Regions from separate parts of the Homo sapiens genome. Here region 2 is linked to region 1. A link is a loop called in an ENCODE intact Hi-C map of the cell type or tissue named here. Cell type or tissue: Calu3. All regions are shown on one strand. Each heading gives the region's core, and the rest is flanking DNA. Links, peaks and the distances in the headings are about the cores only.

Evidence for each region. A loop is a pair of places that touch in the nucleus more often than their neighbours do. Peaks named below come from ENCODE experiments on the same cell type or tissue, not always from the same donor. Only the 100,000 strongest peaks of a DNase experiment are listed, where the experiment ranks them.
Region 2: a loop joins it to region 1, with 2.7 times the contacts of the local background. A loop is called at or near these places in 11 of 110 quality-filtered maps.

What each region holds. Positions count from the first base shown.
Region 1 is chr2:26,352,575-26,357,952 of GRCh38, reverse strand. The region is part of intron 1 of SELENOI (selenoprotein I); the gene reads right to left. Among named protein-coding and RNA genes, the nearest start is that of ADGRF3, 8.5 kb to the right of the region's middle. In Calu3, for the core only: no CTCF peak of the experiment used is centred there; a DNase peak (open chromatin) is centred at 2,252.
Region 2 is chr2:26,466,412-26,471,789 of GRCh38, reverse strand. It overlaps OTOF (otoferlin), which reads left to right. Exons shown (of 47, transcript NM_194248.3): 31 at 640-669; 32 at 1,069-1,197; 33 at 3,316-3,382; 34 at 4,289-4,425; 35 at 4,557-4,691; 36 at 4,939-5,076. Among named protein-coding and RNA genes, the nearest start is that of DRC1, 67 kb to the right of the region's middle. In Calu3, for the core only: a CTCF peak has its summit at 2,510 (motif pointing right); a DNase peak (open chromatin) is centred at 2,499.

The DNA of each region.
Region 1 (5,378 bases), core at 118-5,117:
TCATGAGACTTATTTACTACCACAAAAACAGTATGGAGGAAACCGCCCCCATGGTTCAATTTCTCCGAATGGGTCCCTCCCACAATTCGTGGGAATTATGGGAGCTACAATTCAAGGTGAGATTTGGGTGGGGGCACAGCCAAAGCATATCAGCAACAAAGCAAGACACTGCTCCCCACACCCCTTAAAAAATAACCACATGTACACAATTTGTGATAAATACTACAAAGGGAATTATCCGAGTATTATGTAAGAAGAGGACAAGGGGACAGAAACACAGGGAAGAAGGCCATATGAAGAGGGAGGGCAAGCTTGGAGTTACGCTGCCACAGGCCCAGGCAGGCCAGGAGCTACTGGAAGCTGAAATAGAGGCAAGGAAGGATTCTCGCCTAGAGCTTTTGGAGGGTGTGTGGCTCTGCCAATACCTTGTTTTTCTACACTTCTAGCCTCCGTAACTATGAGAGAATTAAAATTCTGTTGTTTAAAGCCACTCAGTGTGTGGTAATTTTTATGGCAGCCTTAGGAGGCTAGTAAAGATGGTAACCAGCTCCCAAAAAAGAAGAGAACAAGTGGAGCAGGAAGTGTGCCTAGTCAGAGTGGTCAGAGGCAGCTTCTAGAAGGCGACATTTAAGCTGAGTCCTAGATGAGAAGGCAGTCAGGTAAAGAATGTATGAGACACAGTAGTGAGTGGAAGGCTAAAGACAATGTGCTTTCATAGATTCCACTTATATGAAGTTCAAAAACAGAATTGATTTATGGCAAAAGAAGTCCTAACAGTAGTTTGGTGAGAGGGACTGATGGGGACCTTCTGAGGCACTAGAAATAATTCTGTATCTTGAGCTGGGTGGTGGTTACATGGGTATATACACATGTAATAAAGCAGTAAATTATACACTTAAGATCTTAATGTATTACAGTATTTATATGTAATTTTTACCTAAAAAGGAAAAGAGAGAGAAAACGAAAGACTGTATGACTCACGTGTGTGTGTGTGTGGAGGTAGGGATGTAATACATGCCAAGAAACACCTTCAAGGCAGGAGAACAATAACATGTACAAAGACCACCAACAGAAGTATCAGAAATGCTGAAGGAAGGCCAATGGAGCTCCAGCATCATAAAGAAGGGTGATATAAAATGAGACTGGAAAGGTGGGCAGACATCACCTGGCAGGACCACAGGGAGTTGGATTTTATTCTAAGAACAAAAAATGGTCCTTAAGAGGACCATTCTGAACATGATGTAGAAAATGGACTTGAAGGGGGTAAAGTACAAACTAGAGACCAGTTAGAAACTATTATAGTTTATCAGGCAAGTGACAATTATGGGTTTAGTCTAGGAGCAGTACAATGACTTGTAAAATACTTTCTAAATATGCTGTGAAGTGTCCATTTTTGAGAAGATTAGAAATGAGTCCCCCTTAATTTAAGAAGGAAATTGGCTCTAACATAAGGAAAACTATGAAAACACCTTCTTGGACCTAAAAGTATGTCCTTTATACATGTATTTAAATCCCTTCTATGTACCAATAAGAAAACTGAACTGACACATCTTTGCACTAAATACTGAGCTCTGGACAACTTAGTAATCACACTGAGTCCACTGCCCCAAGTAATGCTCTACTATCTATTAACCAGGCATGGTAGTACACGCCTGTAGTCCCAGCTACTCAGGAGGCTGAAGTGGGAGGATCACCTGAACCCAGGAGTTTGAGGCTGCAATGAGCTATGACATGTCACTGTACTTCAGCCTGGGCAACAGAGGGAGATCTTATTTCTAATTAAAACAAAACATCGCTAAACTTAAAATACAAAAAAAGTAGGGGGAAGGATAATTAACCCTAGGACAGAAATAAAAAGTTTTTTAATGTACTTTTAATCAATACAAGACTTGAGGCCAGGAATGCTGGCTCACCCAGGCAAGGTGGCTCACGCCAATAATGCCAGCACTTTGGGAGGCTGAGATAGGCAGATAGCTTGAACCCAGAGCTTCAAGACCAGCCTGGGAAACACAGAGAAACCCCATTTCTACAAAATAATACAAAAATGAGCCAGGTGTGGTGGCGTATGACTGTAGTCCAGCTACTTGAGAGGTTGAAGTGGGAGGATCACCTGAGCCTGGGGAGGTTGAGGCTACAGTGAGCCGTGATAGTGCCACTGCACTCCAGCCTAAGCAACAGAGCGAGACACTCTCTCAAAAAAAAAAAAAGGGAGAGAGAGAGAGAGACTTGAAGAACTACGCCCACAGAGAACATGACTCATTGAGCAAGGAGATCTAATTTCAGTGAATACCGTCGTTTACATCTAACAAGTCGGAGAGAGGAGGGTGGCAATAGGAGACTGGAGAATTAGAGCAATGAGACAAATACAAGCAAGTCATGATGACAAACAGGTTTGCTTGCTAGACTTTAAGTAAGCTCTAACAAGATGAGAAGATATGGCAAAAGGAGGCGTCATTTAGTGAATGAACTTGAAATCTTTGCTGAGGAATTTGGATATCAAACACATGGAAGCCACTGCTGACTCTTAAATAGGGTGCAGTATTTGAGAAAAATTATTTATTGTCTCTGTGCTATTACATATAATTATTCTTTTCAGAAGAAATCTGAAGCCAAAGACTATCTGGGGGACCCAAGCTAGACAGACTCCTTATTACTCTTTCCAGCTGTCCATTACGTTGCCACCCTTCACTTCCTATCTGAAAATAGTTTCTCTTGGTATAACCACCAGGGATGTGTATAAGTGTGGATATATTATATGCTAGCCAATGTTCATTTGTGCAGGGAATCACAAATGTCAAGTTTTATTTATTTACTCAGCACTTATACAGCACTATGTGCCAGGCACTTTATAAATTTTAACTCATTCAGTTTTCAGAATTATCCTATGGGGTAGGTACTACTCCATTTCACAGATGAGGAAACCTGGTTAGATTAAGTTACCTGCTAAGTATCACACAGCTGGTATGTGGAAACTTTTTAACGTAATATTAGTCCAAAAGCTAATTATTTAATCAAAAGCCTTTTATCTCAAATAGAGCTAATCATAAATGAAATGGTCTTTATGCTCAACTAAATGCAAGACTAGTAAATTCAGGCCCGCTTGCCCCTACTAATAATTTTAAACCAGGGAAAGAGTAAACAAAATCAGGTTTTTTCCACTACATTTTCCCCATCTGCGTACATTAGATACACATCCAATTAAGCATGCCATTGAAGGTCTTTATTCTAATGTTTATATATCTTACACAAAAACAGCCAGTACCGCCAGGCGCGGTGGCTCACATCTGTAATCCCAGCACTTTGGAAGGCCAAGGCGGGCGAATCATGAAGTCAGGAGATCAAGACCATCCTAGCTAACACGGTGAAACCCCGTCTCTACTAAAAAAAAAAAACAAAAAATTAGCCGGGCGTGGTGGCGGCCGCCTGTAGTCCCAGCTAATCGGGAGGCTGAAGAAGGAGAATAGCGTGAACCCAGGAGGCGGAGCTTGCAGTGAGCCGAGATCGCACCACTGCACTCCAGCCTGGGCGACAGAGCGAGAGTCTCGAAAAAACAAAAACAAAACAAAAAAACAAAAACAAACAGCCAGTACCTACAAGGCAGAGTTTATATTTCACTCTTAGTTTTGAGAGGCAGAATAGCAGGAAGAACATGGACTCCAGACTGATTGCCTGAGTTCAAATCTCAGCTCCACCACTTACGAGCTGTGGGACCCTGAGCAAATTACTTAAATTTTCAGTGTCTCGGTGAAACAGGGAAAATAGTACCTCTTTCTCAGATGGCAGTTGTGAATATTAAATGAGATAATACACATAAAGCACTTAAAGCAGTGCCTGGCACAGAGTATACAATATATAAATGTTTGCTATCATTATTATTGTTATTCAGTATTTATGATGATAATGCTTTCCCTCACTGAGCTCCCAAGGCTCGGCCTGGTCACTTACACACCCGCCACTTCCTTGTGCTTCTAACATACCAGGGTCTTTCCAGTCTCTGTGCCTTGGTTCCCACGGGTGTCTTTGAATGGCACACCTTTCCCCGAGTTTCCCGTATGCAGTAGGCAAACTCTTATTTAGCAAAGAATTTCTTAATATTTAAGCACTACAGCAGTTAGAGAAACAAGCCATCATCAGTGAACTGTTATTTCAGAAGGCAGTAAAAGATCCAATTCAAGATGTTTCCTCCAAATAGCACCTAAAAATGTAGTAGCCATCTTCTTACCACTAAATCTCTCCCCTTCTGCAGTTTTCCACCCATCCTTCTTGTCTCTGCCAACTGCAGAAATAATTCTTTCTGCCAGACATATATAAATCACTATCTAAGACAACTAGAATACATTTCAAGCCTTATTAATGTACTTACAGGGAACAGAGGGCAGTTCCCCAAATCTAGTCAAGGTGACAAAGGTACAATTAAAGATAAGTTATGCTTCAATTAACTGTAATGGATCCAGGCAATGCCATAATTAACATATTGTATTGTAGTCAGCTTGTAGTCATAATAAATGAAAATCAAAATATCAAGAATTTCTCATGTTCTATTGAGGCTCTAAAAGGAAAAGTGTTCGTATCTTTGAAATTTTTACAGAAATGTCCTCTAATAGAGGACAACTCATTCACAAATGAGATTTCTTTACAAGTTTTCTTTGTTTTAATTCCAAGTCCATAAGCCACACTTTCATGTGGTCCCATCCAAGAGAAGTGACCTGTGCAAAACACTATTGTATTTTTTTAAAAAATTATATATATAAAACAGTATGCTGTTTCATAAAACCCTGCCTCAGTGACTACCACTTCTATCCACCCAGTCATCCTACCAGAACCTGAGTCATCCTAGACTCCTCCCCGTCTTTTATGTGGCCCTCTACACCACCTCCAGCTAGTCAGTCACCATGTTCTGCCAATCTTGTATCTTCAAATCAAGGATCACAGGGATCTAGCAGGTAAACTGAACAAAGCATTCCTGCATAAAGCATATGCATTGGTAGAGAAGTGGCAAATTAGAGAGCAAATAAAAAGAGGGCAAGCACTATTCAGCATCAGCTGATTCTTGTCAAGAGGAAGTTCAGGGCCAGTATAGTCCAATATTCTGGTTTTTTTTTTTTTTTTCAAGAGAATCCAGAAATCTGGACTTTTATGAGAAAGACACTAATTTTTTTTATTATTATTGAGATGAAGTCTCGCTCTGTCTCCCATGCTGGAGTGCAGTGGCACGATCTTGGCTCACTGCAACCTCCACCTCCCAGATTCAAGCGATTCTCCTGCCTCAGCCTCCCAAGTAGTTGGGATTACAGGCACACACCACCATGCCCAGCTAATTTTTGTATTTTTAGTAGAGACAGGGTTTCACCATCTTGGCCAGGGTGGTCTCGAACTCC
Region 2 (5,378 bases), core at 80-5,079, 110 kb before region 1:
CATGCTTGCGGTGTGCGTATGTGCACATGCGTGCATACATGTGGGTGTGTGCATGTGCACTGGCATGTGGTATGTGTGTATGAGAGACAGAGTGAGCCATCACAGTTTATTATAATCACCTGCTATAATTTTTACTCCAACAAATGACACCATAGGTAATGATTCCTTATGAGATCATCAGTGTCCTTTCCAAAGAGTCCCTGGTTTTCCATCCCAGCCATTCACAAATGACACTTCCCTGGCCTGGGTCAGAGGAGGATTTCCAGGTGGAAGCTCCTTATTCCTCCTGGCTTTGGGCCTAGGACTGTTCATCTGCCAGAGAGAGAACTGCCATCTGGGGGTTGGGTGTGGAAGTGGCGTACAAGCTGTAGACCCTACAGGGAAGGGCAGAACGTGGGCCAGCCTGGAACACAGCCCACTGTTCCTTTGGCCACCCAAAGAAACATCCTCACTCAGACCCTTTGCAGACTCACCAGTCAGAGTGCTCTTATTAATGCAAAGTTGGCCTTGCGGGCACAGGGGCTGCCAGCACACAGTAATTTCCATCTCGGCTCCTCCACACACCCTGTGCTAGGCCACTGCCTGCCACTCCAGGCCCCAGTGGCTGATTCTGCCCCTGTCTCCTTGGTTCCTCTGCAGACTTCTGAAGCTGTTGTCAAGGTGGATGTGGTGAGTGTGGGGGCCATGCAGGGGCTCTGGGGTGAGAGGGTCCTTTATTGGCAATGATGTCAGGCCAAAGGGTCCAGCATCAGGGACAGAGCCAGCCCCAGCCCCCGCATGCTTGGGCCAGCACACCTCCCCTAAGATGCAGTGGAAAAGAGCTGGGTGAGTGCAGGACTCGGTGCCAGTCCTGCTTGGGCGAGTGGATCGCACTGGCAGGTCACAACACTCTGTGGCCTGTGGCACCTTCTCCATAAAATAAGGCCCTGCCCCTTGGACATGGGTGGCCCCACAGAGCCTCATGGAGCCCAAGGCTTCCTGCTGACAGATGGCGGAATGGGTGGAGGCTCTCGGGATTGTCCAGGCAGGAGGAGTCCATGTAGGACTCTGGACCTGGCCAACCTGCAGGCTGAGGAGGAGAAGGAGAAGAAGAAGAAGAAGAAGGGCACTGCGGAGGAGCCAGAGGAGGAGGAGCCAGACGAGAGCATGCTGGACTGGTGGTCCAAGTACTTTGCCTCCATTGACACCATGAAGGAGGTGAGACCTCGGGTAGGGTGAGGGGAGGTGACCCCCTCCACACTCAGACCCTCCTGTCCAGCTTCTTTCCCACGGCCCCCAAGAGCTGGATCCCAACTCCATTCATGTGAGTTTGGGATGGTTTTGTCTCACATCCTTGAAATCCTAGCTCAGAACTCACCTTCCAAGATGATGGTCCCATCTACCTTCCCTGCTTGGTTTTCTTTTGTCCTCATTGACTCATTCCACAAATGCCTCTTGGGTATATGCGATGAGCCAGGCTCCATACTAGGTGCTATGGGAGCCAAAAGATGCCACACCTGCCCTGATGGGCCTCCGGTTTACTGGGCAAAATGGACATGTAAACAGAGACTTAGAGAGGACTATGTGATAACAAAGGCAAATCATGGCTTGGGGGAATCAGGGAAGGCGTCTCAGAGGAGGTGACCTTTGTGGAAAAGGAGAAACATGTTCTCAGAGGCCATAAGGGAACAACTGCTTATCAGTAGTCCTTACGACTCTTCTTCATAATGTTTTATTTTACACATCTTGGTCATCGGCACGTGAATGATTCTTCCCCTATTACACATATGTGGGTTCCATCTGTTTGGCCAGATTGCAAGTTCCAGAAAGCGCATTTCTCTGCTTTCTTGTTTGTGTCCTCTCCACGCTGCCTACCTAGCTCAGGGTGCTCTGACTGGCCACCTGACCAGGAGGGACACATGCCTGCAGTTGTGTTTCCTCAGTGGGGCCAGAGCTGATCCAGCCACATCCTCTCCCAGGCCCTTTCTGTGACCCAAGCTAGGTGTGATATTTATTAGAGCACACATTAAGCTGCTGTAGCAAGTTAGAGTGAAGTGAACAAGACAGCAGTTTATTTCTCACATAACATCTCAGAGAGTGGGGGTTAGGCTGGTATGGTGGCTCAGTGGTGTCAAGGACTAAGATCCTGACCTCTTGTTTGTCACATCTGTAAGGTTGGAGGTGACTCAACATCATGTTCTAATTCAAGTGCACAGGAAGGGTTAAAGAGGAGATGAGGCATATGCTTTTCTTTTTCAGGGCCCAATCCAGAAGCTGCACATATGACTTCCACTCACATTGATCAGAATCTAGTCCCTTAGCTACACTTATCTGCAAAGGAGGCTGGGAAATGTAATCTTTCACAAGGTGGCTGTGTGCTCAGCAAAACTTGTAAAAATAGGAGAACAGATCATTGAGGACAACTGGTAGTCTCGTCTCCCACCATCAAGTTGGCCAGGCTGGAGCTGCAAGAGGCTGCCTGTTGTCGTCTCTACTCCTGCAATTTTCACAGACTGCCACCAGGTGGCGGTGGCGACTTAGTTGAAACCTGGTTTCTAGTTTCTAGTAAGATTTATTCTCGTTTCCAGTAAGATGGGGTGTGCTGAGTGAAAGAAAATATAGTACATTTTCTTACTGTTATACTTTTGTACATTAAAACAATTTATTAATATCACTAAAAGCAACATTAAAATGCACTGTACTTTTTTAAGTAGAAAATGTAAATATTTATTGCAAGGTGTTATTTCTTTTTTTTTTAAATTATACTTTAAGTTCTAGGGTACATGTGCACAATGTGCAGGTTTGTTACATATGTATGCATGTGCCATGTTGGTGTGCTACACCCATTAACTCGTCATTTACAGTGGGTATTGCTCCTAATGCTATCCCTCCCCTCTCCCCCAGCACCACCACAGGCCCCGGTGTGTGATGTTCCCCTCCCTGTGTCCAAGTGTTCTCATTGTTCAGTTCCCTCCCATGAGTGAGAACATGCAGTGTTTGGTTTTCTGTCCTTGTGACAGTTTCTTCAGAATGATGGTTTCTGGCTTCATCCATGTCCCTGCAAAGGACATGAACTCATCCTTTTTTATGGCTGCATAGTATTCCATGGTGTATATGTGCCACAGATGCATAAACCCCTAAGTACCACTAGTCACACTGTACACATTATAAACTTTTTTTAACCCACTTAAGCAGAGCACATGGTGGACTTGAAATGCAGTAGGGAAGATTTTCTACTTCTAGTGCATTAAGACTGGTCTGGGCCCACAATTTGGGGTCAACAGACTCCTCCCCAGGAAACCCACCTTCTGTCCTTTTCATCTCATCTTTTGGCAGCAACTTCGACAACAAGAGCCCTCTGGAATTGACTTGGAGGAGAAGGAGGAAGTGGACAATACCGAGGGTGAGCCCTGGAACCTGGAACTCTGCCTCCTCCTCCCCGCCCCTGGGTGGTCAGCTCTCCTGCCCACCTCATCACCTGCTTCTCTTTTCCCTCCTGCCAGCCCTCCCAGCCTTAGTAGCCAGGGAAGCAGCATCAGTAATCCATGGGCAGTACTGGGCAGGCTAAGGCCCTTGTCCAGGGAGGCTTTTACTCTGACCAGTTCAGCACCCACAGTGATGGGCAGACATTTAGAGCCACAGAACATCAGAGCTAGAAGGGACCTCAGAGCTCATTCCATCCAGCATTTTCCAGACTCTTTTCCATGAAGAAAATTGATGGATGTTCTAGAAGGAACAAATTAGTTTTGGTCAAATTAGTTTAGGAAAAGCTGATTGAAACAGCTTGTTTTGGTGCAGGACTTTTCATACCCTTTACTGTGCAAATGTTATTATACATCTCTAAAAGGAAGACACAGTATAAAATATTTCCCCAGCTTATTGGATCACAGTACCCTTTCTTCTAAAGCATGCCAGCAGCATCTGCACCAGGTGCTCCACTGAATGAGGTTTGGGAAATGCTAATACAGAGTGTTATTATTATGGACAAGAAGAGGGAAGCTAGTGAGGAAAGTGAGTGGGCAAGGAACTGCGCAGCAACAGGCCTCCACCCCCAAACCCATGCTCCTTCCTGCCCCTCTCTTCCAAAGGGCATGAAGACAGTCTTCAGACACCTTCCCGGGCATAAACCCACTGGGGCCCCCAGCACCTCCATGAGGCGGGCATGCTAGGGAGTATTATCTGCATTTGACAGCACATGGACATCCGAGAGTTAAGTTAGTAAAGCAAATTAGCGACAGAGCTGGGTCTCGAATCCAGGCCTTCCTGCTCTGCTCATTTCTGCTCCACCTCCTTTTCTGCTTCTGGCCAGGCCTGAAGGGGTCAATGAAGGGCAAGGAGAAGGCAAGGGCTGCCAAAGAGGAGAAGAAGAAGAAAACTCAGAGCTCTGGCTCTGGCCAGGGGTCCGAGGCCCCCGAGAAGAAGAAACCCAAGATTGATGAGCTTAAGGTGAGAGCCTAGGAGCAGACCCTTCTAGGGTGTGTGGGGGCGGGAAGAGGGGGGCGCAGTGATCCTGCAGGTGGGGCAGGACAAAAGCCAGAGACCAGGCAGCCGCCCCCTAACAGCCTGGTCTGTCTCAGGTATACCCCAAAGAGCTGGAGTCCGAGTTTGATAACTTTGAGGACTGGCTGCACACTTTCAACTTGCTTCGGGGCAAGACCGGGGATGATGAGGATGGCTCCACCGAGGAGGAGCGCATTGTGGGACGCTTCAAGGTCAGGCCAGGAGCACGGGCCCAGCCTGAGCACCCGCCAGCCCTTGCCCCCCCCACAGGTTCCCCCACTCACCTCCCACCACTGCCCCGGCCACTGCCTCCAGAAGCCCTGGACTCTCCCATGACTCAGCAGTTAAAGGGTGAAGGCCCTGCCACATCAGGGTCCAGCCCTCCTGGTGCTGTTAGCTATTTTGAATGCCACCCTTGCCAGGCAAACCTACACCCTGACCCACATTTGTCTTGCCCAGGGCTCCCTCTGCGTGTACAAAGTGCCACTCCCAGAGGACGTGTCCCGGGAAGCCGGCTACGACTCCACCTACGGCATGTTCCAGGGCATCCCGAGCAATGACCCCATCAATGTGCTGGTCCGAGTCTATGTGGTCCGGGTGAGACTCCCGTCGCTTTCCCTCCTTGCAAGTCTCCTCATCCTCCCATCTGGGAGAGAGCAAAGAAGCTGCATACTGGCCAGGTGCAATGGTTTACGCCTGTAATCCCAGCACTTTGGGAGGCCAAGGCAGGAGGATCACCTGAGGTCAGGAGTTCGAGACCAGCCTGGCCAACATGGTTAAACCCCGTCTCTACTAAAAATACAAAAATTAGCCAGGCACAGTGCCACGCACCTGTAATCCCAGCTACTGAGGAGGCTGAGGCAGGAAAATCGCTTGAACCTGGGAGGTGGAGCTTGCAG